2 separate regions of the Homo sapiens genome follow, and region 2 is linked to region 1. The links are chromatin loops, found by intact Hi-C in ENCODE. Cell type or tissue: CD4-positive, alpha-beta T cell. All regions are shown on one strand. Each heading gives the region's core, and the rest is flanking DNA. Links, peaks and the distances in the headings are about the cores only. Region 1 holds the start of GPR18 (G protein-coupled receptor 18). Region 2 overlaps DOCK9 (dedicator of cytokinesis 9).

What was found. A loop is a pair of places that touch in the nucleus more often than their neighbours do. Peaks named below come from ENCODE experiments on the same cell type or tissue, not always from the same donor. Only the 100,000 strongest peaks of a DNase experiment are listed, where the experiment ranks them.
Region 2: it touches region 1 in a loop (2.3-fold over the local background); 3 of 110 quality-filtered maps call a loop at or near these places.

What each region holds. Positions count from the first base shown.
Region 1 is chr13:99,250,572-99,268,149 of GRCh38, forward strand. All of the region lies in intron 4 of UBAC2 (UBA domain containing 2), which reads left to right. GPR18 (G protein-coupled receptor 18) reads right to left here and starts at 7,808. Exons shown (of 2, transcript NM_001098200.2): 1 at 7,583-7,808; 2 at 4,168-5,335. The coding sequence starts at 5,301. The coding sequence ends at 4,306. LOC124903198 (a long non-coding RNA gene) reads right to left here and starts at 11,133. Exons shown (of 3, transcript XR_007063846.1): 1 at 11,052-11,133; 2 at 9,568-9,677; 3 at 7,868-8,015. RefSeq lists a silencer at 11,728-11,950. In CD4-positive, alpha-beta T cell, for the core only: no CTCF peak of the experiment used is centred there; DNase peaks (open chromatin) are centred at 6,250, 6,890, 7,840 and 8,570; H3K4me3 peaks cover 4,062 bases; H3K27ac peaks cover 3,844 bases.
Region 2 is chr13:98,890,634-98,898,633 of GRCh38, forward strand. It overlaps DOCK9 (dedicator of cytokinesis 9), which reads right to left. Exons shown (of 53, transcript NM_001366683.2): 14 at 7,546-7,628; 15 at 6,855-6,977. Among named protein-coding and RNA genes, the nearest start is that of DOCK9-AS1, 63 kb to the left of the region's middle. In CD4-positive, alpha-beta T cell, for the core only: no CTCF peak of the experiment used is centred there; no DNase peak of the experiment used is centred there.

The sequences.
Region 1 (17,578 bases), core at 4,044-12,043:
ATGAATTTTAGAATAATTTTTTCTAATTCTGTGAAAAATGACATTGTGGTTTGCTAGGAATAGCCTTAAATCTGTAGATTGCTTTGGTCAGTATGGCCATTTTAATGATATTGATTGTTTCAGACCATGAGAATGGAATGCTTTTTCCATTTGTTTGTATCATCTTTGATTTTTTTCTTTTTTCTTTTTTTTTGAGACGGAGTCTCACTCTGTCACCCAGGCTGGAGTGAAGTGGTGTGATCTTGGCTCACTGCAGCCTCCGCCTCCCAGGTTCAAGCAATTCTCCTGCCTCAGCCTCCCGAGTAGCTGGGATTACAGGCGCCCACCACCATGCCTGGCTACTTTCTTTTGTATTTTTTAGTAGAGACGGGGTTTCACTGCATTAGCCAGGATGGTCTCGATCTCCTGACCTCGTGATCAGCCTGCCTCGGCCTCCCAAAGTGCTGGCTGGGATTATAGGCATGAGCCACCAAGCCTGGCCATCTTTGATTTTTTTCAGCAGTGTTTTGTAGTTCTTGTAGAGATCTTTTACCTTCGTGGTTAGATGTATTCCTAGGTATCTTTTTGTGTGTGTTGTGTTCTTGGTTTGACTCTCAGCTTGAACTAAGTTATTGGTGTATAGAAATGCTACTACTGATCTTTCTACATTGATTTGGCATCCCGAAACTCTAGTGAAGTTGTTTCTCGATTCCTGGAGCCTTTTGGCAGAGTCTTTAGGGTTTTCTAGGTATAGAATCATATTGTCAGTAAAGAGAGATAGTTTGGGCTTTCCTATTTGAATACCTTTTCTTTCTTTCTCTTGCCTAGTTGCTCTGGCTAGGACTTCTGGCACTGAGTCTTAGTAATTCAAAGTCCTAAATGAATATTCATCCCTTCTTCTCTACTTCTACTGTCATTATTATCCCAGTCTAAACTCTTAAATCTTTTCTTGTCTACTTTTTTACAGTAATTCTCTTAACTAGTTTCCCTGTGAATTTGAAAGCATTCCATACAATGCTGTCAGAAGTTATCTTTCTAAAATGCAGGCTTAACCACACTAGTTCTTTTAAAAACCCTCAAATTCTCATTTCCATCAGAATAAAAGTCAGATTCCTCCAAGATGCTATCTAGGCAGTCTGGAATAGTGGAAATAGCATGGTCTTTGCCATCAGACCAGATTTGAGATTCCAGCTCTGCCTCTTACTAGTTATGTGAAATCTTGAGCAAGTTGCTTCTCTCAAGCTCCATTTCCTGAGCTCAGTTTCTAGATGACCCTCACATGTCAACTGTGGGTATTCTGTGCTTCAAAGGGTAGCACCGAGAATTAAAGAAGGTCTCTTACGCCAAGCTTCTAGGAGCAAGCGTATACCCCTTCCATGTATTGCTTTTCTTAAGAGACAAGGTCTTGCCATGTTATCCAGGCTGGCCTTGAACTCCTAAGCTCAAGCCCAGTCCTCCCACCTCAGCCTCCTGAGTAGCTGGGATTATAGGCACGTGCTACCATGCCCAACTCTTCTTTCCTTTCAGAGTCCTCCTCATCTGACCACCAGCTAGTCTCTCAAACCACTTCCCAACTGGTCATCCAGCTTTCTTCGCTTGCTACGCATTTGCATTCTCATGCCTACTTGGCTTGCTTTCTGCTTCCTCTTGCCCTTTGGCAGGATTAATTGTCCTTATATGTGTATTACAACACATGTGTTAATTATCTCTGTTAGTATTTATTATATTACGTTGTCATGGTCTGTGCCTTCTAGGCTACCCACTGGCTGTTTGAGGGGGAACCAAGTTTTACTTTATGTACTCTTTGCCCTACATTTAGTAATGTTGAAGAGCAAGCAAGCCTTGATTACAGTGTAGCCCCAGTAAGACTGTAAGGGAAGGCCTTTGAACCACAGACCTGTTCATTTCTTTTTCTAGTGCTTTGCTTAGAAATTGTAGCTGACATGATAGATGCTCATGACTATGATTTAAACTCAGAAAATGTAACCATTAGGTTTTGAAAGTAGAAATAACTCCATTATTAAAAGCCATATGTGTTAGGCATTTCTAGTAACTCATTCCTGCCACACATCTGGCCTTATATACCTATTATTTTTTGTTAGTATTTATATGTGGATGTTACATCGTTTTCCAGAATACAGTGAAATTTTGAATTTTTACATATTATGTTTAAATGTATTTGGTTATAATGCTAAGTAAATTATTTAAAAAATAACTTTTAAGTGATCTACAATTAAATTATAATTTAAATTATTTACAGTTTTACTGTGAGAATCACAGCATACATTTTCACTTTCTTGATTTTGTATCAATAGAATCTTTTGTTGTGCTTTTTGCTCTGAGACTAAACTCTTCTTATCAAGACAAGCTATGGCAGAGAACTTTTCCATCTAATAAATTTAAGAGTAGATTCATCTGTATGGTTGAGAGTAGGCTCTGACTATGTATATGTGTATAATAAACCTACATATCCAATACAAGAGTTGTTTTTCTTGTTTTAGAAATAATTATATGTTAAATATATGTAAGATATACAAATAATATATAAAGATATAATATCTATAAAGGTACTTTATGTATATAAAATATAAAAATATATATATTTTACTCATTTGACTATTGAAACTAAAAACTGTGTTTTTCTCTTTATTGAGAAACTGCATCTCAGTACCACCTTATGTAGCTCTGAGAATGTTTACATTCTTTAAGCATGTTTGCTTTTTATTATTGAAAAATTGGTGTTTGACATGAAAGAACTGACCTTGGTTTCTAGGTGTGGTTCTTGAGCTGAGCAAGTCACATAACCTCTTCAGACCTCAGTTTTTTATATTTCGAACAGAAGAATTGTACTAAGAAGATTGTCTAAGGGACCTTCTAGTGCAAAAATGCCATTTTATTATTAGACTTTTTGTGTTTATCTTTTTTTTTAAGGAATATGAATTTACCTATGTTATTTCCAGAAATTAATTTCTTTTTTTTTTGAGACGGAGTCTCGCTTTGTCACCCAGGCTGGAGTGCAATGGCGCAATCTCGGCTCACTGCAGCCTCCGCCTCCTGGGTTCAAGCTATTCTCCTGCCTCAGCTTCCCGAGTAGCTGGGATTACAGGAACCTGCCATCATGCCTGGCTAATTTTTGTATTTTTAGTAGAGATGAGGTTTCACCATATTGGCCAGGCTGGTCTCGAACTCCTGACCTCAAGTGATCCGTCCACCTCAGCCTCCCAAAGTGCTGGGATTACAGGCGTGAGCCACCACGCCCAGCCAGAAATAAATTTCTAACCAATGCATGTATTTGGTTCTAAGCCCCAGTAGGATATGATCATGTTAAGAGTGATAAAGGTAATTTAGCAGAGAGGAAGTTATAGTTGAATCATTTATTTTACTTCCATAAGTATTCAGGATAATAGGGGCTTTACAGATTATAGTTCAGTTTTTTTCTTTTAGATGGATAAGTTACTTGGTTTGTTACTTTATTAGGAGAAATTAAATGGCAAGGCTAAGAAATCCAAGGTTCCTACTAGTACTATTTATACTGTGACATATGGCCTGGGAAAAAAAATCAATTAACTTCTTTTGTAAAAATGGTATCTTCAACCACATAAGAAGAGCAAACTGTTTGTATTGGAGAATGGCATTTCACCATATAGTAGAAACCTCAAATGATAGAAATGAACTTGGATTATTGGATAGAAATAGCATCTCAGGTTAGATTTTCATCATTAGTCCTAAATAGGGTTTGGTGCATAGTAGGCTCTCAGTGTTTGTTGAATGACTATTCTCTGTTTTTAAAAGAATGAATTCAGAGTAGGGAAGGGCTGATGGGGATGGCTGTAACAGGCCCCTTGGGTTCTTGTTGCTATTAATTTTGCCTTGTAGTAAGTAACAGTAATGAGTTCAACATAATTTCTTATATAGGAATTCTGGAAGTCAGTGTTTGGGACATAAAGTATTGGATTTATAATTCCATTCCTAGTGCAAATTAGACCTAAGGGAGCTGCATCTAGATAGAAAATAATTTAATCAAATTATTTTGTATGGTAGCTCGATTTCCCCCCTACTGACTTGATTAACACACATGTGTCGCTTGCACATAGAAATGCAAAAAGTTAATTATCTGTGTGAACAAGGCTTGACTAGGAAAGAAAAATCAGATGCTTTTCTCTGAATAATTCACAAAAATGTTTTATATAAGTTTTTAAAATGAAGATAATGAATTTATTTTTTCAAGAGAAAAGGGACTTGATAGTATTATACAGAATATCCATTGACGCCAGAGTAGTTAGTGAAGTGAATTTTGATGGGATTGAAATGAAAGAACCTTATTATTCATAACATTTCACTGTTTATATTGCTTAGTGACCGTAGACTACCAGATCGGAAACTTTTTCTGCGCATGCTTCGAAGGTAATTACGGTATAGCATGACACTAATGACTCGAGCCTGAAATTGTTTTGAAACGATGTAGTAGAGAATCACATCCAGACACGTGCTGAGGTTCATGAGGAAGGTGGTAAAGGCTCCCCAGGGATTGTAACTGTTCTCCCCCGTTCCCAGCATCAGGAAAGCGAAACAGATGTGGAAGGGCATAAAGCAGACGAGCACCTGCACCAGCAGCGTGATGATGATCCTTATGGACTTCTCCTTGACTTTGGGTTTCAGCTTAGACGTCCTGCCGTGAAGGAGATTATGAATAATGACCAAGTAGCACCCAATCATGATGAACAAAGGAATCAAGAAAAAAAATGTCAGTCGAGTGAGGTTCAGCACGTTCACAGCTTTTAGATAGATGATGTCAGAAATCTTGAGGCAGGTGGCGGGAGTGGAGTCTTTATCTGGGTCTTTATAGAGCAGTAGCAGAGGGGTGGTCGTGGTCAGGGTCATTATCCAGACTCCCACACACGCCAGCACGGCTTTGCACGTGTTTTTAAGTTCTTTGGCGTACTTCGGCTGTACAATGGCCATGTATCTGTCAGCACTAATAAAGGCAAGAAGCCATAAAGCAATGCTTGGGTAAAACACTGTGAGAGCTCCAAGAATCTGGCAGAAGTACTCTCCAAATGGCCATTCATCTTTTGCATAATAAAACATTCGAAAGGGTAAAGTCATTATAAATATCAAGTCCACTAATGCCACATTCATCATATAGATGGTTACCGTGGTTCTCTTCTTGGTGGTACAACTGAAAACCCATAATGCAGTGATGTTAACAAATAATCCAATTATGAAGATACAGCTATAGAAGACAAGGGCTGCAATTTTGTATTCATCTGGATGTGAGCTGTTAAAAGGGACAGGTTGATCTTGATTGTTCAGGGTGATCATTTTACAGCTTGTTGGTAGGCATGATACTTAGAAACTGTAAAAATAGTTAAGAAAAATAAGAATAAAATCGTTGGTTAAAAAATAAATGCTTAACATTCTCCCACTCAGCTTGACTGCCAGTGAATTTTAAGTTCGAGAGCATTTAATCAAGGAACGATTCAACTGGTTAACTACTGAACATTCACAGTAATTCTCATTTGAGAGAGAATGGGAACTTTTCCTTTGTTACAGCTATAGCCCCACTGTCTATTGAGCATGTAATAGGTACTCAATAAATAAATATTTACTGAATTGATGAATAAATGAAGGAACTTTTGATGAGATGATTCACAGCAACTCTACTTTGCTAAAAAACTCTAGTTTGTAATTCTCTAGTTTGAAAATGAAGACTTGTGTAGCTGGCTATTAAACTTTTTGTTTTTTTTAAAGTGGAAACACTTCATAATATTTATTACCTTATGTTCTCTTTAAATTATCATAGGTTGAGAAACAGCAATGTTTTGTGTCATGGTCAGCAGATCAAGAACTAGACTGTTAGAGCAATAGATGAGCTGTTTTCTAGTGCACAATTGGGAGTACGTAAAGCCAAGTCTTCCAGGTTTTGTGATTTCAGCTGCTCTACTTCAGTGGTTCACAGAAAGCAGCACCTTGAAAAAAGCTAGTGCCGTTAGTAACTTTCATATCCTCATTCCATCTAGATTCAGAAGCTTCAATATTATTTAAATTTTAACAATTTTCAAAGTAAATCCAAAAAAGGAGTATCTAAGACAAGTAGATATTAATAAGAAGTCATTCAGTAACTTGATGTGTATGTAGAAACTTATAAATTTCCATCACCAAAAAAAAAAAAACCGTCCATTTTAAATGGAAAGGAGGTTATTTGGGGTTGCAAATATCATTGACTCCTCAGTGTGAAACTTCATTCCCCCATGATGCAACACCAACAACAGACTTCAAAAATAGACTTTGCTGCAATGAGATGGAATCTGTGGCATCCCCTTGTAATATGGAGGTGGATGAAAAGTTTCCTTCAAAAATGTCACTTTGCAGAGTGGGCTGTCTTGAAATCAGCCCAGAATTTCTCTTTAAGGAAAACTATGGGGGAGATTTGCTGTCTGTGGTCAGTGGCATCACGGGCTATTGATAATTAAGAATTAACTTGAGCAATTGCTGTGGTTAAACACAAGAAACGTGCCTGTCTGCCTTCCTTCCTTTCCCTTCCCTTCCCTTCCCTTTCTTCCCTTCTTCTCCTTCTTTCCTTCTCAAATATTTAGGTTAAATATGATTTAGGAGCATAATTCTATATATTTAAAAACATATTAAATTTTCCAAATATTGGTGTGACTAGAATATTAATTTCTATCAAATGAGGAAAGTGCTACAGAGAAAAATTATATCTCTAGTGTCATTCAAAGGAGAGTAATCTTGGAGGCTTAAATCTTATTTTTAACTGGAATGCATTCTTATTAAATAGTAGCAATTATAATATAAATGAAATTTTGTATTTGTTTTTCTTTTTTTAGTATTGCATCAGGACTCCCTTCACCTATCCTCATCCTTCAATTTTGTGACATAAGTCCTGTACTTACAAACCATCTTGAGTCTTTTTTCCCACGTTATGCTCAAGCTGTTTTTATGTAGCTTGTCACCAATACTTATATTCATTTGCTGACGTTTGAAAAAAAATGAGTGATGCATGTGTTTTAAAGGCATTATAGTATTGATTGTGCTCTGCAAACACAGAAATTTTTGGATAAATATTGAAAAGTGATTGACTTTAAAGTCAGCTTTTTAAAAGCTATAGATACCATGATTATCTGTAGCTTTTCTTTTCTTAAAAACCATTAAGTTATTTCATGAAACAATGTAATTGAAAACATGTGATGAACATTCCTAAATATACATATGATTTACCATAAACATTTTCTTTCCTTAAGTTGAAAAAAATTACATTTAGTATTAATGTAAAGCAATATTGAAAATAAATGTAAAATCATATTAATGTGGAAAGATGATTATATAGCCTATTTCAAGGTCTTTCACCAACATAGTTTGTTATGTTTATTTTTTTAATTAAATATATTTTTTTAATAGAGACGGGGTCTCACTATGGTGCTCCTGGGCACAACTGATCCTCCTGCCTTGGCCTCCCAAAGTGTTGGAGTTACAGGCGTGGGCCATTGCGCCCAGCCTGTATTATTAAAATGAAATGATTTTTGAAATGCAGTACATAAAGCATTACTTTTGACAATAATCATGAAGTTAATTAAATGCTGCTTACCTCCTGTCCATCAAAAGTCTGTGTGAGAGATGAGCATTTTTCAGCACTTCCACTTCTGTCGAAGGGATATCTTTGAGTTGCTTCTGTTAAAATAGCTCTTTCTGGAAACAGTGTATTTAAGAAATGTTGTATTTTGTTTTAGACTCTTTTGTTGCTTTAAAAAGTAGTTTCCAGTGTAACGCTTGGCGTCGGAGTTGGTGCTGGGCTGACTTTAATTGCTGCTTTGTCTCTTTCAGGAAGTGCTCTCTGAAATAGGCTTTTTCACCTTATGACTTTACCCTGGATGTGGTTTTTCTCTTTCACAAATGATTTGTTTATGAAGTCACACTTAGCATAAGCTCCCCTTGAAATGATGGCATATATTTAAGATAATTATATACAAAGGATAAAGTTTCTTCAGTTTGTGTACTTTGATGCTTGAAGTCTGCATCATCTATGGAAAGAGAAGATTTGATATTGAGTAAAAGGGGGTTTAAAGTCTAGCTTCTTTGCTTTATAAGCTATGTGACTTTGTCTAGTTACCTACCCACTCTGACTAACCCTTTGTTCCTACTTCATTTCTGTACAGTTGAAATAGAGATAATACTATATCCAGTAGGATTGTAGGGGCCCTAAACCAGAAAGATCCCAAGTGCTTAATAGTACCTGGCACTTAGTAGGTACTCCTAAATGGAGTCTCACTTTTTACTACCAAGTTATTAAAAATCATAGAATATCCACATTTCCACTTTTTACTATTTAAACATTTCTAAATGCTTAAAAGTAGGATCCTTGATTAATTGCTTCTGCTTTGCCACATACATTTATCCACTTTAGTTTGCTGTATTTTGTAAGTCTGCTTTTCTAGTGCGTGGAAGTCTAGAAATAATTTCTTTTGCATAAAAATTTCTGCAAATCTTAGCAGAAAGGACTCTGAAGTCTTTAGTGGACTGATTTACATATTAAGAGTGTTTTCACCTAAGAAGGGAAATGAAACCAGCAGAAAGGGAAGTGAGCAACGAATCGCTGCCTGCCTTGTTAGGTTAATTTTGTTTTACTTTCTCATTTCTTAAAAAAAATTATCTCTCATTTGCTTATCCTAAAATTTTAATTATCTTTATGTTTGGTTATGCATGGTTTGTCAACTTTTTAAAGGGTTCATGAACTTAAATGTATTTGTTTTTTTGAATTTTAGACAGTTTGGGGTCCATCCTTTTTTTTTTTTTTCTCAGACAAAACCATAGTAAATCTGTGGCTTAGAAAAGTTACTTAAATCCTTGCCTTTGGTGATAAAATACTTTTGATTGTTACAACCTGCCAGAATGATGGGTTTTAGAAGTGTTGGAGACAACCATAGCAACTATTTCTTGTGTGGATGAAGAAATTGAAGGCCAGTTACTTGCTTAAGAACTCAAGGTAAAGCCAGGTCCAGTTTCTCCCGCTGTAATAACTTCTTATGAGGTAATTATATTGATCTGTCCACTAGATAGGACTTCTTATGGCTGAATCACATTCATCAGTTTTTTATATGTGATGTTATATTTCATTCATCACACAGGAGTTTGATGTTTCAGCTGGACAGAAATCTGCCTGCATGCAGACCTAATCTGTCCTTTGCCTTATTCACATAGCTTAGGACTTTTCTAAAATTAAGTATTGATTAGCTTCCCCATTGCTGCTAAAATCAACAGATACATTGATGGCATGTGTCTAGAAGAGTCCTTTCATCAAGACTTGAATTCTTCACGGTGCACAGGGGCATTCTTGTTTCTGAATTGCCAGACTCTTAGAGGAGGCATCCAGGAGCACCTGAGGGCTCTCCATAGGCCTGGCTTCAGGTTGGGGTGAGCTCTCACTTTTTCCTCATCTTGCTCTCCATTCCAGCCCTCTGGACTGGCTACATTTGCTCTTCCTGCCTCTCACATGCTGTTCCACCCACTGTGGCATTCCTCACCACTGTCTCCCACCTGATGGCATGGCCTGCTGCTCTTTGTTCTTGTAGCTACCTTTTTCAGGAAGCTTTCTCTGCCATCCGAAGCTGGGCTGGTTTCTCTGCCCTCCGAAGCTGGGCTGGTTGTTCATCCCTGCAGGTTTCCTTAGCACTTGGTACCTATCCCTGTAGTGGCACATGTTTGCATTGTTACTGCATATTTACTTGCTTTTTCTCCTCCACTAAATTGCATTCCTTGAGAGTTGGCATGTGTTGCATATGTGTGTAGAGAAGAGGCATTTAATATTGGTTGAATTTCTGACTGAACAAGTAGGTGAAGAAATGGAGAGGTTGGGGGAGGAATGGATAAATGTCTGGGCCTTGAGTCAGCAGGCAGGGACACTTTGACCAGCTTATGAGATGGGGAGACTTAGGCAAGGGCCTGAGGTCTGTCGTCCTCCCCTGCAACCCATGAGCCCTATAGCATTGACCCCCGTTCGCTGTGCTCCTGGATCTTCGCGATGGTTTTGTGTTGGCAGGGAATTATAGTGAAAAGAAACTGCCCAGTCATTTGACAGCAAGTAAACAATGGGTCAAGGATTCAACTTGTATAATGTAGACACAAGTTTCTTTAATACTTGAACCTAATGAATTTTTTTTTTTCCCCAAACAGAGGAACTTATTCAGGGACCATTCATGCAGCTTTAATTTCTTCACTTACTTTGGAATATGAGTGAAGGAGAAATGTTTCACTTGCAAAAGAGGGATTTTACTTATTCCCAGAGACTGCAAGATTCCCTTTGCTTTATCAAATAGTGTGTTTTAGCTGCAGTTTTGGGTTTTGGTTTTGATATTAAAAGCCATAAGTGAATTTTGATTTTAGCCCTATAAACCAGTTTTTGAGTGAATATAATTCAGTTAAGCCAGTTTTTAATGAGAAAGAATGTAGTTAATAGATCTGTATAGCAAATTCCCACTATAAAATATGCTTCTATGTTAGACATTTGTCTATGCCACAGGTAAAATAATATTTCCTGTTCTGTTAGCATAGCAAGTGTGAGGGCAGCTTATCCTTGTTGCCTCCCATCAGTGCGGGGACCAGGGGTCCACTGTTGTTACTGTTCATGTATCCCAGCAGGGGGACAGTCAGCACACAGCCAGTCCCCAGGGAGAAGAGGGTGTGAGGCAGACAAAGAGTCCTCTGAACTAGAGGAGAGGCCTATCCTTTGGCCTTGACATCCTCCAACCTTTGTCCCCTCCTTTCTGTTTCTCAAACTTGTATCTAAACTGACTGCTCTTTGGGTGTGGGTGTAGGGGAGATATGTTGAATAGTAAGAGTTTCTGCATAAAGAAGATTGAGAAACTATTTGTCTAAATGTGTGGTTTTTCTTAAGTCCCAACAATTTACAGCTATAATCTTCTAACCCAGTTAGTATACCTCCTTTCTGTTTGGTTTCCTAAATTGTATTGTAAATTTAATATTCCCAAATTTCTTGTCTTTAGCAATTTTTGTGTGTAGTTTTAAAGATGTATAGACATGTAGACATTCAGACACTTAACCTCACAGCAAACAAGTTGAATCCATATCTAACCATATATAAGTGATGGCAGTGAAATCAGTCCTGGAACCACTGAAGTCCCATGGGACCCCAGGCCCAGAGTTTGCAGTGTGACATTTTACTATTGGAAGAGAGATCCAGAGTCGCCAAGGCAGCAGATTGAGCAGAACTCCATGGTTATTGTGAGGCACACAGCCTTCTGCTGCACATTCTGATCTCACAGTTACCAGAGGTGCAAATGGAGATGGGTATACAGTAGTCCCCTTATCCGCAATTTTGCTGTCTGAGGCTTCAGTTACCTTCAGTTACCTTCAGTCAAATATGGTCTGAAAATATTAAATGGAAAAATTCCAGAAATAAACAATTCATAAGTTTTCTGTTGCATGCCATTCTGAGCAGCAGGATGAAATCTCTCACTGTCCCGCTCCTTCCTCCCCAGGACATGAGTCCTCCCTTTGCCCAGTGTCTCCACACTGTAGACATTCCCACTCATTAGTCACTTTCATAGCCACCTTGGTGATCAGGTTTACTGTCACAGTGTCACAGTGCTTGTGTTCCAGTAACCCTTATTTAATTAATAATGGTCCCAAAACACAAAGGTACTGAGCCTAATGTATAAGTTAAACTTTATCATAGGTATGTATGTACAGGAAAAAAATAGTAAGTATAGGGTTTGGTACTATCTGCAGTTTCAGGCATCCACTGGGGGTCTTGGAATGTATCCTCTGAGAATAAGGGGGAACCACTGTATAGTTAACACCTAGTAATATGAGGAAGTGCATTTCAGAAGAAAGAGGAGGGCTGGGCACGGTGGCTCATGCCTGTAATCCCAGCACTTTGGGAGGCTGAGGCGGGTGGATCACCTGAGGTCAGGAGTTCGAGACTAGCCTGGCCAACATGGCAAAACCCTGTCTCTACTAAAAATACAAAAATTAGCTGGGCATGGTGGTGCGTGCCTATAATCCCAGCTACTCAGGAGGCTGAGGCAGGAGAATCGCTTGAACCCGGGAGATGGAGGTTGCAGTGAGCCAAGAATGCAGTGAGCTGAGGCTGAACTCCAGCCTGGGCAACAGAGCAGAACTCCCTCTCAAAAAAAAAAAAAAAAAAAAAAAAAAAAAAGGACTTGTGGAAGGTAAAGGAACAAGAGATGTGTTATCAGGTTATTTAAACATAAACCTATATAATAGTGTGTGTGGTTGAGGATTTTAGTACACAGCCATTTGTATAGTAAAAGTAAACATGTATCTATAAGGTTGAGGGTTGTTGGTTTAAGACAAGTTACTTAGGATTTTTTATTATATCTGCCATTATTCTTAACTAAATTATGAAAGGTAATCAGAGGTGACTGTCAGGCATGATTCTGAGAGCCTCACATGCTTGAGCTAACTTAACCTTCATGCTGACTGCAAAGTATGTAGTTTACATGGTGTGACCCAGAAATATTTACTCATGACTCTCAGATTGTATGTTCTTTCTGTATTTTGCATTATAATATTATACTTCGTTTTAGTAATTTTTGTTGAAGTTGGCCCTACTTAATAGAGAATCATCATAAATGGTAATTTGACTTATAGCAAACAATCTCCTGAGGGAATAGACCATCTTTTTATCTCCCTGTTTCTTGCTAATGAGTTGATATTCTCAAGGAAAGGTTTTATAGCTGGATCCTGGCAGCTCGTACATGTAATTGTGGTGTCTGGGATCTCTGCCATTCCATGGCCAAAAGACTTGAACAAGCACTTAAGAATGAGTAGATCCAAATGGTCAGCAACATGTAAATCTGCTCAACTTTTTATTAATAATTGGGAAAATGAAAATTAAAACCACAGCAGGGTATTATCCATTCGCCAGAATGCCTACGATGAAAAAGACGGACAGTGCAAAGTGCTGGCAAGGATGTTGAGTGATGAGGGTATCGAGTAACAAGGAACATTGCTGGTGGGAGTTTAAATATGGAAAACAGTTTAAGTATTAAAATGAAGATACCAACACTCCATGACTCAGAGTCCACTCCTAGGTCTATAACCAGTAAAAACACATGCTGCGTACCAGGAGACATGGACAAGAATGTTCACGGTAACATTATTTACAACAACTCCAAATTAGGAACAACCTGAATGTTCAACTATAGCATGAATAAGTCACTTGTGGTGTAGGCATAGAGTGGAGTGCAAGTCACAATCACAATTGATGATACACAGGGCAGATAGAACAACATGGATGAATCTCATGAATCTAGTGTTAAGTTGAAAAAGCCAGACATGAAGGAATTCATATCATATGATTCCATTTGTATAAATTTCAAAAAGCAGATGAAATGAAAATACAGTGCTTAGGATTTCATGCTTAGGTGGTAAACCTTTTGGGTGGGGTGTGGGCATGTGTAATAATAAGGAAGGGTCCCCCATCATCTGTATGGCAGGATCCTGGAGCTGTTGCTTTTCTTACCCTCACCACACTTAGGCCCAAAGAGATCAAGGAAGGGAGAGGTTACTAGAACTTGGAAGGAGAGACCCCAGTCAAGTCAGCTGTCTTGGAGCAGTGCTTTTCTTTTGAGAGACGGTAAGCTTGAGGTTCCCTTACAGGAAGGAACCAGGGAAATGTACACTGTGACCTCAGGTTCCTCTTGGCCTAAATCTCCCCTGAGGCTCCTGTTAGCAGGAAGCCAGGGGCCCATGAGCCTTTGCATAGAGTTTGGACCCACCAGCCTCTGGGACAGAGAACAGGCTAGGGAAGGGAAAAGAAGCAAATGGATTTTCTGGCATGCTGTACTTTTCTGTATATGTGTTACCTTTCCTATTTAAAAACTGCCTTATAGCTTGTGTAAAGTGCATGCTGTAGACACTAAGCACTAGTTCTCTTGGCTTCGTTTGTCCCCTTTTTTTCTTTGTAGCTTATTTAAATTTTTCCTGTCTTTAGACTGGGACTGGATAGCTGTGCAGGAGCCCAGCATGTGCCACTAACTGACCAGGTTGTCTTAACCATGTTAGCTCATTTCTCTGATGGTCACTCTCCCCAGGGGCAGTTGGGTGAGGCCTTCTGTGAGGGGTCATCCACTTCCGGCCTTGTGTGATTTGAAGGCATTCCTCTCCCCAACTCTTTGCATTGCAGAGAGTATTTTACCTTTGGTCTTCCTCTGAATTTCTGTAGGACTGTGGATAGGAGCCGGCAGGATAGGAGCTTGGAGGCTGCATGGAAGCCTGAATGCGTCCAGGATGCATTTCCTAAGTCCTCATCCCAGGGAGGAAAACCAAGAATGTGTCTGCTGAAGTTTGGGCCTACTCTAAATGCAAAGCACTCAGTCCCCTGATGGGGTCACATTAGTTCCTGATCTTTGCCATCGCTGTTTTTTTTTTTTTTTTTAATTGTTCTTCAGTGTGTATGTTTTTTACCATATTTTAAATTTATTTTTAAGTCGACCTCTTGGAGACATTATAATCAACCTTTAGAGGAAGACGTGTTGTTTTTTTCTTGGTAATAAAACTGCATTGATTTTGGTTACTCAGACAAGGTATTTACCAGAACTCTCCCTTGTATGCTTATAAAATAAAACTAGTACTCCATTCAGTTGAATATTTGCAGCAATGTTATCTTCTTATTGCTAATACCATTTGTATGGGTAGACTTTATGAGAAGTTTATGACTTTCAGCTCATACAGCTTCTTGCGCTCAGCAAGCCACAGTCTAAAGAGAGTCTTAACTGAGAAGGGAAGGAAGGAGGCAGGCAGGACCACCCTGAGACCCACAGGCCAGCTGCCGCTGTGCTTCTTTGGAAAAAAGGTTCTCAGACTGTGTTGGCTTACATCTTTCTGCCTCTGGTGTAGGATTTGCTCTTCTAACATGAATGGAACATTTGATTTAGGATCAGTAATTACAGGTTTTAGAACTGGAGTTTGAAGTATCTGTGACACATCTCTCTTTGACAGTCATGTGGGTACTGATCCCTGATTGCACTTTCACCCCTTTTCTTCTTCTTGTTCTCGTTTTGTGTGTGCCTTGTGAACAAGGACCTGGCACGTGCGTCTTCAAACGTTTCAGCGCATCTAGAGTAGTGCTTCACCCAGCAGGCCCTCAGTTAACAGGCATATGGATTCGACTGGTGTTTGTGTTTTTCTGTAAGAAAGGTTATGCCATGTCTCAAAAAATGAATGGCTAATGTTTCTAGGTAGATACAATTACAAAGACGTACCAAATAAAATAATGAGACAAAAAGAAATAGGTAGATTGGGATTGGCTGTGTAGAGGTTTTAAGGTAAAAGTGGGCAAGTTAAAAAGGTTTCGTATCAGAGAAGTTAGTTGCAATTTATTGAATGTAGGAGTACTCACACAGTTTATTTGAATATGAAATAGATCCAGATTTCTTATGTATGGTCTCCGGTTTTCCATACCGATTGATAGTTCAGGGCTGCTTTGACATAAATACTGTGCTTCTACTGCCACCTACAGATGATTAGTGGGTCTTGGAGCTCTTCACCTTTACCCCTTCTAAAGTCTCTTTGAAATTGAAATAATTTTTTTTAAAAGCTATTAATTGGTAGAATATTATAAAATATTTTAATGTTACTTTATGAATATTTCTATATTATATTACATAATACTATATAATATGTAGCTTTATATAATAGATATGAATGTATTCCTCTAAAACAAGGTGGCCAATCTTCTGGCTTCCCTTGGCCACATTGGGAGAACTGTCTTGGGCCACACATAAAATACACTAACACTAATGATAGCTGATGATCAAAAAAAAAATCATGGAAAAAACTCATAATATTTTAAGAAAGTGTACTAATTTGTGTTGGACTGCATTCAAAGCTGTCCTGGGCCCATGTGGCCCATGGGCTGCAGGTTGGACAAGCTTACTCTAAAACATTTTGGCTTGTAGACCATTTCTGCCCTCTTTGGAAGCATCCTCTTTTTTAGGAAACAGTTTTTCTCTGTAGGACTATGTGTATTCCTGGGCTAGGGCCTTGAGAAGATTCCATTTTAACTCTTATTTGTATCTGATATTATACTAAGATATTAAACATAAATGTGGCCTTAGAACAAATTTGACATGTTAAATATATATATATATGTATTAGACAATTTATCGTCTTAACCATGTTTAAATGTGCAGTTCAGTAGTGTTAAGTTCATTCACACTGCTGTGCAGCCAACCTCCAGGACATTTTCATCTTCCCAGACTGAAAGCCTGTACCCATCATACAGCAAATATCTCTTCAGTCCCTACTTTCAGTTCTTTTGGGTTATATCCCTGAAAGTGAAATTGCCGGATCGTGTGGTAATTCTGGTTTTAGTTTGTTGGGGAATGGCTGTATCGTTTTCCCCAGCAGCTGCACCAGCAACACAATGCCCAGTTTCTCCCTATCTTGGCTCGCAGGCACACCTCTCTCACACTCGCCCTTCCCTCCCCTCCCTCCCTTCCTTTCCTGTAGTAGCCATCCTCATGGGCATAAGGTGGTGTCTCATTGTGGTTTCATTTCCATTTCCGATGATGAGTGACTTCAAGAATCTTTTCATGGGCTTCTTGGCCATTTATATATATTTCTTCTTTAGAGAATTGCCTATTCAAGTTCTTTGCCCATTTGTTAATCTTTCTTGGTTGTTGAGCTGTAGGAGCTCTTTATGTAATCTAGATGTTAATCCCTTATCAGATGATTTGCAAATATTTTTTCTCTTACTCCGTAGGGTGCCTCTTTTCTTTGTTGATTGTGTCCTTTGATGCAATTTTTGGAGCATATTTTAGGCTTGCTCATTTATCATATTTTGATGATAAGGATGAATTTCATAGCTTTAGATTTCTAAATGGTGAGGGGAAGGGAGGGGAGGTTATCCTGAGTAAAATCAATGAGTCCTTTTGGAACCTTTCCTCATGACTTAAGCCGAAGCAGTATTTTCCTGCAGTCCTCAGCACCTTTGCCTTGTCCAGGAGGATATAAGTAAGGAAGGAAGAAACTAGCTCTGTTCCAGAGTCTGCTCACTTCAGAGCCTTCCACTTGCTACTGCTGCTTTCTTATGCTCTGAAAGGTATCTGCCTTTATTATTATAGTCATTTGAAATTGAAAGAGTAACATTTATCTTTTTGTAGCATTCTTGGTCCCTGCTGTTCTGATTAATATTTTATCAGTGATAAAAAATACCAAAATATAGTGTGTTTGCTCATCAGATTTGCAAATTACAAAAACTAGGAGGATATTTCAGTAATGGTGGAGGCTAAGCTTCTGTAACAAACCGCTGACACAGTGGCTCAAAGAGCGCAGATGTTCATTTCACTTTTGTAACCACCCTGTGGGGTAGGCAGGCTCTGTACCGGTAAGTCGTCAAGGGCCTGGTCTGGTGGAGCACCTCTGCTTTCCTCAACATGTGCCTTCCAAGGAGGCTCCATGGCTTCTGCTTCCAGCTGGTGTGGAAGAAAGAAGGGGCATGCAGGAGGAGGGATTGCCTTTCCCCAGGTGCCTTCAAGGTTGCAGATGTCACTCCTGCTCCCAAACCATTGGCAAGAACTTGGTCACGTGGCCACACCTA
Region 2 (8,000 bases), core at 1-8,000, 360 kb before region 1:
TGGTTTTGTTCCCATTTTTGAAAAGTTCCTACCTACAATTTTGCAGATTCTTTGGACATGACTGCTGACTATTAAGCAGCCTCACGTGTCACTCCTCAGTACATCTTGGAATATTTGTCACCTGAATTAGGACTTCCCTAAAATTTCTAAATTCCTGCATCCTTAAGACTAGAGACGATGTTGAGAAGATCCATCGTGGCCCATCGCCAGCTCTAAGCTGCTAAATCTCTTTCTCTCAGGGTCCCTCCCTCTCATTTCCACTTGTCTTCTGTTTACATCTGAGTTTAAATGAACAGTTCCTGAAAGAGGTAATGGTCAGGAAGGCAAGTCAATGATTTTTCACATGTTCCGCCTTCCGTTGAAAAGATGTCTGGCCAAGAGCTCTCCAGGTACAGCCAAGCACTCCCCTACAGTTTGCCCCTGTGCCTGCGGTGTGAGCTGCTTCACACACACAAGATCCTTTCCTGTTGGTGGGAGGAGGGGCAGCAGCCTCCCCTCAAGGGTCAGTCATTTCCTGAGAGCTTTTGACCCAGCATCTCCCAAGCTCTGGGCACTCCTACGATGATAGCTTGTGGAGCCTCTCTCAGCTTCACATAGAACTCTTCAGGGGCATCAACCTTCAGACAGGGGGTTTTATGAAGGTATCAATTTTCTTGACATACGGTGCCTTGCTCACCTCTTCAGTGGAGGAATTCAACACCACAACATATCACAAGACACTGCACTCCACAAAATTGTAGAGACACCTATGAAGTTGTATCTGCTTTGAGTTAGAAATACTCTGTTTATTACAAATTATACTTTTAAATATAAGTAAGTATGCAAGGGTAATGGATTTCACCCCCTCCTAATTATTTCCACCTATGAATGAACAGGCATCTTCATCACCATTTTTAAGATCACTCCAACATCCTCCACATATAAATTTTTGAGAGAGGTGGAACACAATTAAAATACGTTTCTAAGCAACATATTTTAATTAAATGATCTTCACTGGAAATCTTCCTATAGTGTATTGTGTCCTTCTGTGCCTAACTATAGTTATTTCTTATTCTATTTCCTCCCTCTGCTGAGAGATTTTACTTCTAGTTGCTGCTTCTGTAAAGACGTTCTTTCCATGTGTTTCCAAGCACATTTCTGAGTTTAGTTCCATATTATGTAGCACATGGGCTTTTAAAAGTTGTTTTTTTTTTTGCCAGCTTTAAGTTTTTAAAAACCCAATCTCAAACCCATTTCAAAAGTTTATGGTTTATGTTGAATCTGGTTTATTAGACATCAAACACTCACAGGCAATAAAGATTTTACTGCCTTTTTATGCACTTCCAAAGTGGTGGTTGTGTGCGTGTTACACAAACTGAATTCTTTCATGACTGAGAATAGTTTTGGTTTTTTTGCTTTGTTTTGCTAAAGAGTACCTATATTCTATGCAAAATTTATAAAATAATCCTTGAACATGAAAACTCATCTTAAAATTACACGAATTAAGTAAGCATGCAATACAGACACTTGCAGGATGCCTGGCCTCTGGGAACTGCTCCTGTCTCTGTGTGAATGTAGAAGTGAGGCTCAAACTCTCTCTTAGGAAAATTTTCCCTTCCCACTGCCCATCCATTTCTGCTGACTCAACAATTCCCACAGAGGAAATGGGAATGGTATCATCAACTAGCAGTCCTCCCATGCCAACAGATTTGGGGTCCTTATCTAAGTGTTTCTGCAGCCGGTCTTCCCTTCCTGACTTCCTGTATTGGCTCGTTAAAATGATTAGCTGGCAATACAGGTATGTTTGGACTGCTATTGGTGGTGAGTTTAATCTTCTAACTGTGTTTTGTGAAAGGAAATATTCCCTAAAAGCTTTGGTGTCACTTAAAAAAAAACAACTATATATGATTGAAAGAAATTTGAGATATTTTTGTTTCAACAAAAACCACTGAGTTTATGTCTAAGAAGAAAATTCAATAAGCATTTATCAAGTGCTTAGGATATGCTGCAATGTATGTACTCAGGACCATGGAGGAATGCAAACAAGACATAATTTCTTTCCTCAAGAAGCCAAAAGTCCAGTAGACACTGTAAGCTACTTACGGCATATGAGGGCAATCACTTTCACAGAGTATGTACAAACCTCTACCAGAAGGCAGAGTATCTAGATCTATCGAGAGGGAACACGGGATGAGATCAGTATTCATGGTGGGAGAAATCACCTTAATGCCTTTTGCATTTATTCCCCACCACGGTTTTAGGGGGCAGGGGCTGTTATTATCCACCCTTAAAAAGAGGAGGCGGCTCAGGCAGAGAAGCCAAGTAACCGCCTCCAGGACTCCCAGCACAGAAGTGAGCCACAGACTGGGCTTTGAAAGATGAGTAGAGTTCCCTGAGAAAGACAAAGGAAAAGGGGAAGTGTGTATGCTGCATGTGTTTGTGATTTATGTGCTGCTTGATGAGGCAGGAAGGGGACACAATTTGGGCAGAGAGAAAAGCATGGCAGAGGGAAGTCCCCAGTGGGTTTAGAGAAAGTCAAGCAGCCCTACTTGGCTTGAGTGCAGTGTAACCAGAGCGAAATCGGGGTAAGACTGTAAAACCTGGATGCAAAGAAGATGAGTGTACAAATAAACACAGACACATTAAGCTGCATACGCAAAAACTTTAGTAGTATTATTACCTAAACTATCCAACGTAGTACCATTAAAAAGGTCTACGTTTTAAAGAAAACGTTCTATTTTTATACTTTGCCTTCATGTCTTCGCATTTCCTGCAGAAGTTGGAAAAGATGAGATACCATCTTATCCATGAGATACCACCATGAACAAATCAAATACAAAGTACCAAGTCTCTCTTCTTATAAAATGTTAGCAATATCATCTATCGGACAGAATCGCTTTCTTACTAAATCTTGGAACATATCCCTGGGTAATTATTGCAAGGGAAAAAGGAAAGTGGCTTATGAGCTTTGGCAGCTGTTTTGTTAAGACTGAGACAGCGTGAAGAAATTTTTTTCATGCATTATTAAATAACATTTTGAGACAATCATGGGGGTAGAAACAATAGCTTTGGATCCAAGCCGGTGCCCAGGCCACTGACATGAGATTATTTCCTGTAAAATATACAGAGGAAAGAAAAATAGCAATGCAAAGATTTTTAAAAAATGAAAAAGGAATCCTCCACGTCCCCTAACTCTGTTGTGAAGAATACGGGGAGTGGGCACCAAAGTTTCTTTGAATACTTATTGAGGAGCGTGGCCTCACTTATCCTGCTGTGTCTTCTATGCTGTCACCATCGGATCCCTGTTTTCAGGTTTCTGGGTCTCTAACTGGCCACCTGGAGCACACCCTTCACACCAATGCCCTCCTGCTGAGCACATGCATGAAGAAGTGGTGTGCAGAAGAGAACTCACACTTGGTTTTCCCTGGGCTCCTTTCTGCCTGGCCACAGGCTTTCTGCTCCCATCACTTTCAAATTAGTGACCATGTGAAGCCCCACTCCCCAGCCTCCACTGAAGACAGGACCATGCACTGGGGCTGCCCCTGAGGAGCCGCCACTGTGGGGAAGTCTCAAGCTAACCAGCCTAGGAAGTAACTTCTGAGACAGGGCTCCAACCTCCATCACATATAAAAAACTTCATTGTTTGTTTTGTCTGAATATAAAAGTGTTAGTTTTTTAAAAGTTCATATAAAAATGACAGAATGTTATAAAGTGGAAGGTGAAATATCACCCATCAACCCATCCCTCAGAGATAACCATGATTATTTGGCATATATCCTAAATAGCTATTTTTATGCCTATCTTTCCATCTAGATAGCTACTTGCTTATCCATTTCTTCATTTACATACAAAAGAAATATATATTTTCTTTCAAAAAATATAGTAATACAGATATATTTTTTCTTCCTTAATAATATAGTGTATTCACTTTCCTAAGTACACGCAGACCCACCTCATGGTTATTAAGAGTTGCATGGTAGTTGAGCGAAGGAAAATATTGAAATCTATCCAACTAAAGGTGACTGGTTTTTGAAAAAATTAGTAAGAATGAAATTTTCTTGAAACTCAAAAAATGACAATAATTACTATATGATAATATAGTATGTATGATAATATATTACCCACTACCAATAGAGAAGATTTTTTTAAAGATTCTAACTGTGGCTTATAGGTATAATTCTGAAAAATCAGAAACACATTAAAAGTCAAAAAATGGCTGGGCATGGTGGCTCACACCTGTAATCCCAGCACTTTGGGAAGCTGAGGCGGGCAGATTGCCTGAGGTCAGGAGTTTGAGACCAGCCTGGGCAAGATGGTGAGATATTTAGTATCTCTACTAAAATACAAAAAAAAAAAAAAAAAAAAAAAAAAATTAGCGGGGCGTGGCAGCATGCGCTACTCAGCTACTCAGGAGTCCCAGCTACTCAGGAGGCTGAGGCAGGAGAATTGCTTGAACCTGGGAGGCGGAGGTTGCAGTGAGCTGAGATGGTGCCACTGCACTCCAGCCTGGCGACAGAGCGAGACTCCATCTCGGAAAAAAAAAAAAAAGTCAAAAAATGGGGGAAGAGTTAAATAATCTATGGTCTATCTCAATGGACTATTATAATATTTATGCATTAAAAATGATGTCTATAAAAATGTATATATAACACTTTCAGAAAATACTTGAGTTGTGCAGGGAAATATTACATATTTAGTATGATCATAGCTACATAAGATAAACTAAAATAAAATGTAAAGGAATAAAACGTAAAAAAAAATGTTCCCCCCTAGGCTGGGCACGGTGGCTCATGCCTGTAATCCCAGCACTTTGGGAGGCTGAGGCGGGCAGATCACAAGGTCAGCAGTTTGAGATCAGCCTGGCCAATATGGTGAAACCCCATCTCTACTAAAAATACAAAAATTAGCCAGGCGTAGTGGTGGGCGCCTATAGTCCCAGCTACTTGGGAGGCTGAGGCAGGAGAATCGCTTGAACTCGGGAGGCGGAGGTTGCAGTGAGCTGAAATCGTGCTACTGTACGCCAGCCTGAGGGACAGAGTGAGACTCCATCTCAAAAAAAAAAAAAAAGTTCTCCAAAAGTTCACCACGAAGGTTAAAACTAGTAGTAAACCTTTTTTCATCCTTTTATTCTTCTGTATTTCTCAAAATTTCTAAAATGAACATGTATTATGTTTGTAAACTAAAGAACCTCTATGATTTAAAAGTAAAAATAGGGTACTATTCTTTTATTTAGTCTTTCATGAATAACAGATTCATAGGGATCCAGGGGCACTCCCTGGCCAAGACCTGTGTCCTTACCAGGTCATAAAACTGTCAGATAGTGACTGGGAATTTGGGGCACCTATATGGTCCAGGAACCCTGGAAGGCTAACCCAGCAGGCCTCATCCTTCACCAGTATCCTCCTCTCCCCCTTCTCCAATTCCCTACGTGAGCTGTGAAAGGTTCATTCCAAATCAGCCCAGCGGGCATGCACACTGCTTTGCTGAACAGGCCAACCTTAGCTGCATGTTAGCAAAACTGAGGTTGCACTTCTCATTAAAGCTCCAAACAGGGGAAACATCAAGACAGTCAAAAACTGTATAATCACATAACTGAAAGAGACCTTGAGAATCCTTTCTACCTTTTTGAGCCTCTTGACAAGGGATTTCACGTCGCTGTGAAGGCTGAAGCCGCCTGCTGACATGGACGTGATTGGATTCTGATTAGGAACACGTCTCTGTGTTTTCAGAACTTATTGAGCCTGTTTCTATGACTCATATCGTTTCTATTCCTACTACTGAAGACAGATAAGAAAAAGGTAAAATAAGGTTAAAGAAAGCTAAGCAATCATTCTTGAGTTCTAGACAAACTGATAAGATTGCTATTTTGATATGCACAAAAAAAAAAAAAAACAAGGATACCTTTGGCATAGAATAGTTAGCATTTGGCTCTCAGCTATTCTTTTCACTTCACATCTTCTAGCGCCCTCAGCTCTTTCACATTCCCAGAATTTCCCCAGAAAAATTCTAAGACCCATCTCCCTAGCAAAGAAAATCAGTTTCAAAGGTTCAGAGTGAACTCTTTAGGATGTAGCAGCAAAACAGCATAGAGGTTAAGAACACAGACCCTCGGGTGAGACTGACTTGGGGAAGCTGCCGGCCCTGTGATGTTGCACACATTCCTTGCTCCCTCTTTGCCTCATTGTTATGGGTTGAATTGTGTCCTCCAAAAGCATGGTGAAGTCCCAACCCTTTGTACCTATAAATGTGACCTATTTGGAAACAGGGTCTCTGCAGATGCAATCAGTTAAGATGAGGTCACTAGGCTTGGCCCTGATGCTTTATCACTAGTGTTCTAAGAAGGGAATTTAGACAGAGACACACAGGAAGAGGACCATGTGAGGCCAGAGGCAGAGTGGAGCAATGCTGCCACAAGCTAAGCAACAACTGGTGCCAGAAACTTCCAAGTTAGAAACCTTGCAAGTTATTTATCTTAGACTATTACCACCCCAAGCCAAGACCCAGTCATCGTATCTCTTTGGCACGACTTGAATTTGTCCCCTTCTTCCTGTTTGCACTTGCAGTGGCTTTGCTGAGTCCTTTCTCACCTCTTGACAAGGTTCCTCAACTGTTTCCTCCCCACCATAGGCTCATCCTTACCCAGTCCACCCTTCACAGCACCACCCAAAACATCCTCTACAGAATTCAAATTAACTGGTTATTCTTCTGATTTTCACCCCATCTTTCTTCTCAAGGGTTTGAGGAAATGCTTCACGCTCATTTGCCATCCCCTCTGATGTCTAAATCGAGCAACCTAAGTGACTGCTCCCCTGTTCCTCCCTCCCCACTACACAGCTTCTATTTTTCAGGTGTGGAAATAAGACCTTGAAACTCACTTCCGAAAGTCTGCAAGTAACTTGAGCATGTCATCATTGGATAGCTTATTGCTGTCTTGCCTGTAGATGGCAGAAAATCTGGCATTTTTGTCAAGATTTCCAGATGCATCCTTAAACAATGTCCTGAAATGGCAAAGCAACATTTCTAAACTGGGTTTCCAAAACACCAAAATCAATTCATTATTTAAGTCTAGTTTCTATGAGAAGTCTAATTATTATTCCATTGGCTATAGCCAACAGAAATCTCATTATCTAAAAACATGGAAAACATCTATGGGGATGAGGACAACTAAATCAATTTACATAGAAAACAGTTCCAGCCAATGGCTTGTGCTTAGGAAACAATATACACAAGTCAAATGCTTAACAAGTAGAGTCAAGAGATAAAGATCACCCCAGGCCTCACTGGATTGCCCTGACTTCCAGCTGGAGGCATGTGGTTGGGTCCTTGAATCCCAGCTCTGCAGCTAACACTACCGTGCACCCTGCCAGTTCCAGGTAGCACTTCTCCAGACAGTGTCTATCCTCTCTGTGACTCTACCAAATGATTTTTTCAAAATCTGGGCTTATGTATTTCTCAGTTTTACACATTCAAATCCTCTTTGTCTCTGAACAACAAACAGAATAGGCCTATTGACCCATCCATGCACCTATCTATATCGATTTAAAAGGTATAAAAGGTGTTCCTTACCTTGCTGCCCAAGCAAATGGCATTCTATACTGTCCTAGTCTTTGGCATGCCTGCTTGGCATTCTTCAGCACCTTCTGGGCCACCTTGAAGACATGAGAATAAAGCTATGAGATACTGCATCTCACTGAAAGAACTGTGACCTCAAGAGCCATCCTTACATGCTCACTAAATAAGTCCTTACCATAGCATTGGATGCATAGAAAAGCACATCATACAGTAATGAATATGGCTGGATTCACACTCTGTGCAGAGTACTTTATTTAACGCATTCTCTAGCAGTGATTCTCAAAGAATACAGAACGAAGACTTTCCAAAATCCATGTCTCTTCTTTGGTCTTTACGGGCAACAAACATGCTGTTTCAGAGGTTTTCATACATCTTTATGACTAAGTGCTACTTATTATAAGTCTACTGAGTTATTAATAATTACTATTTGGTATCCATATCAAAATATA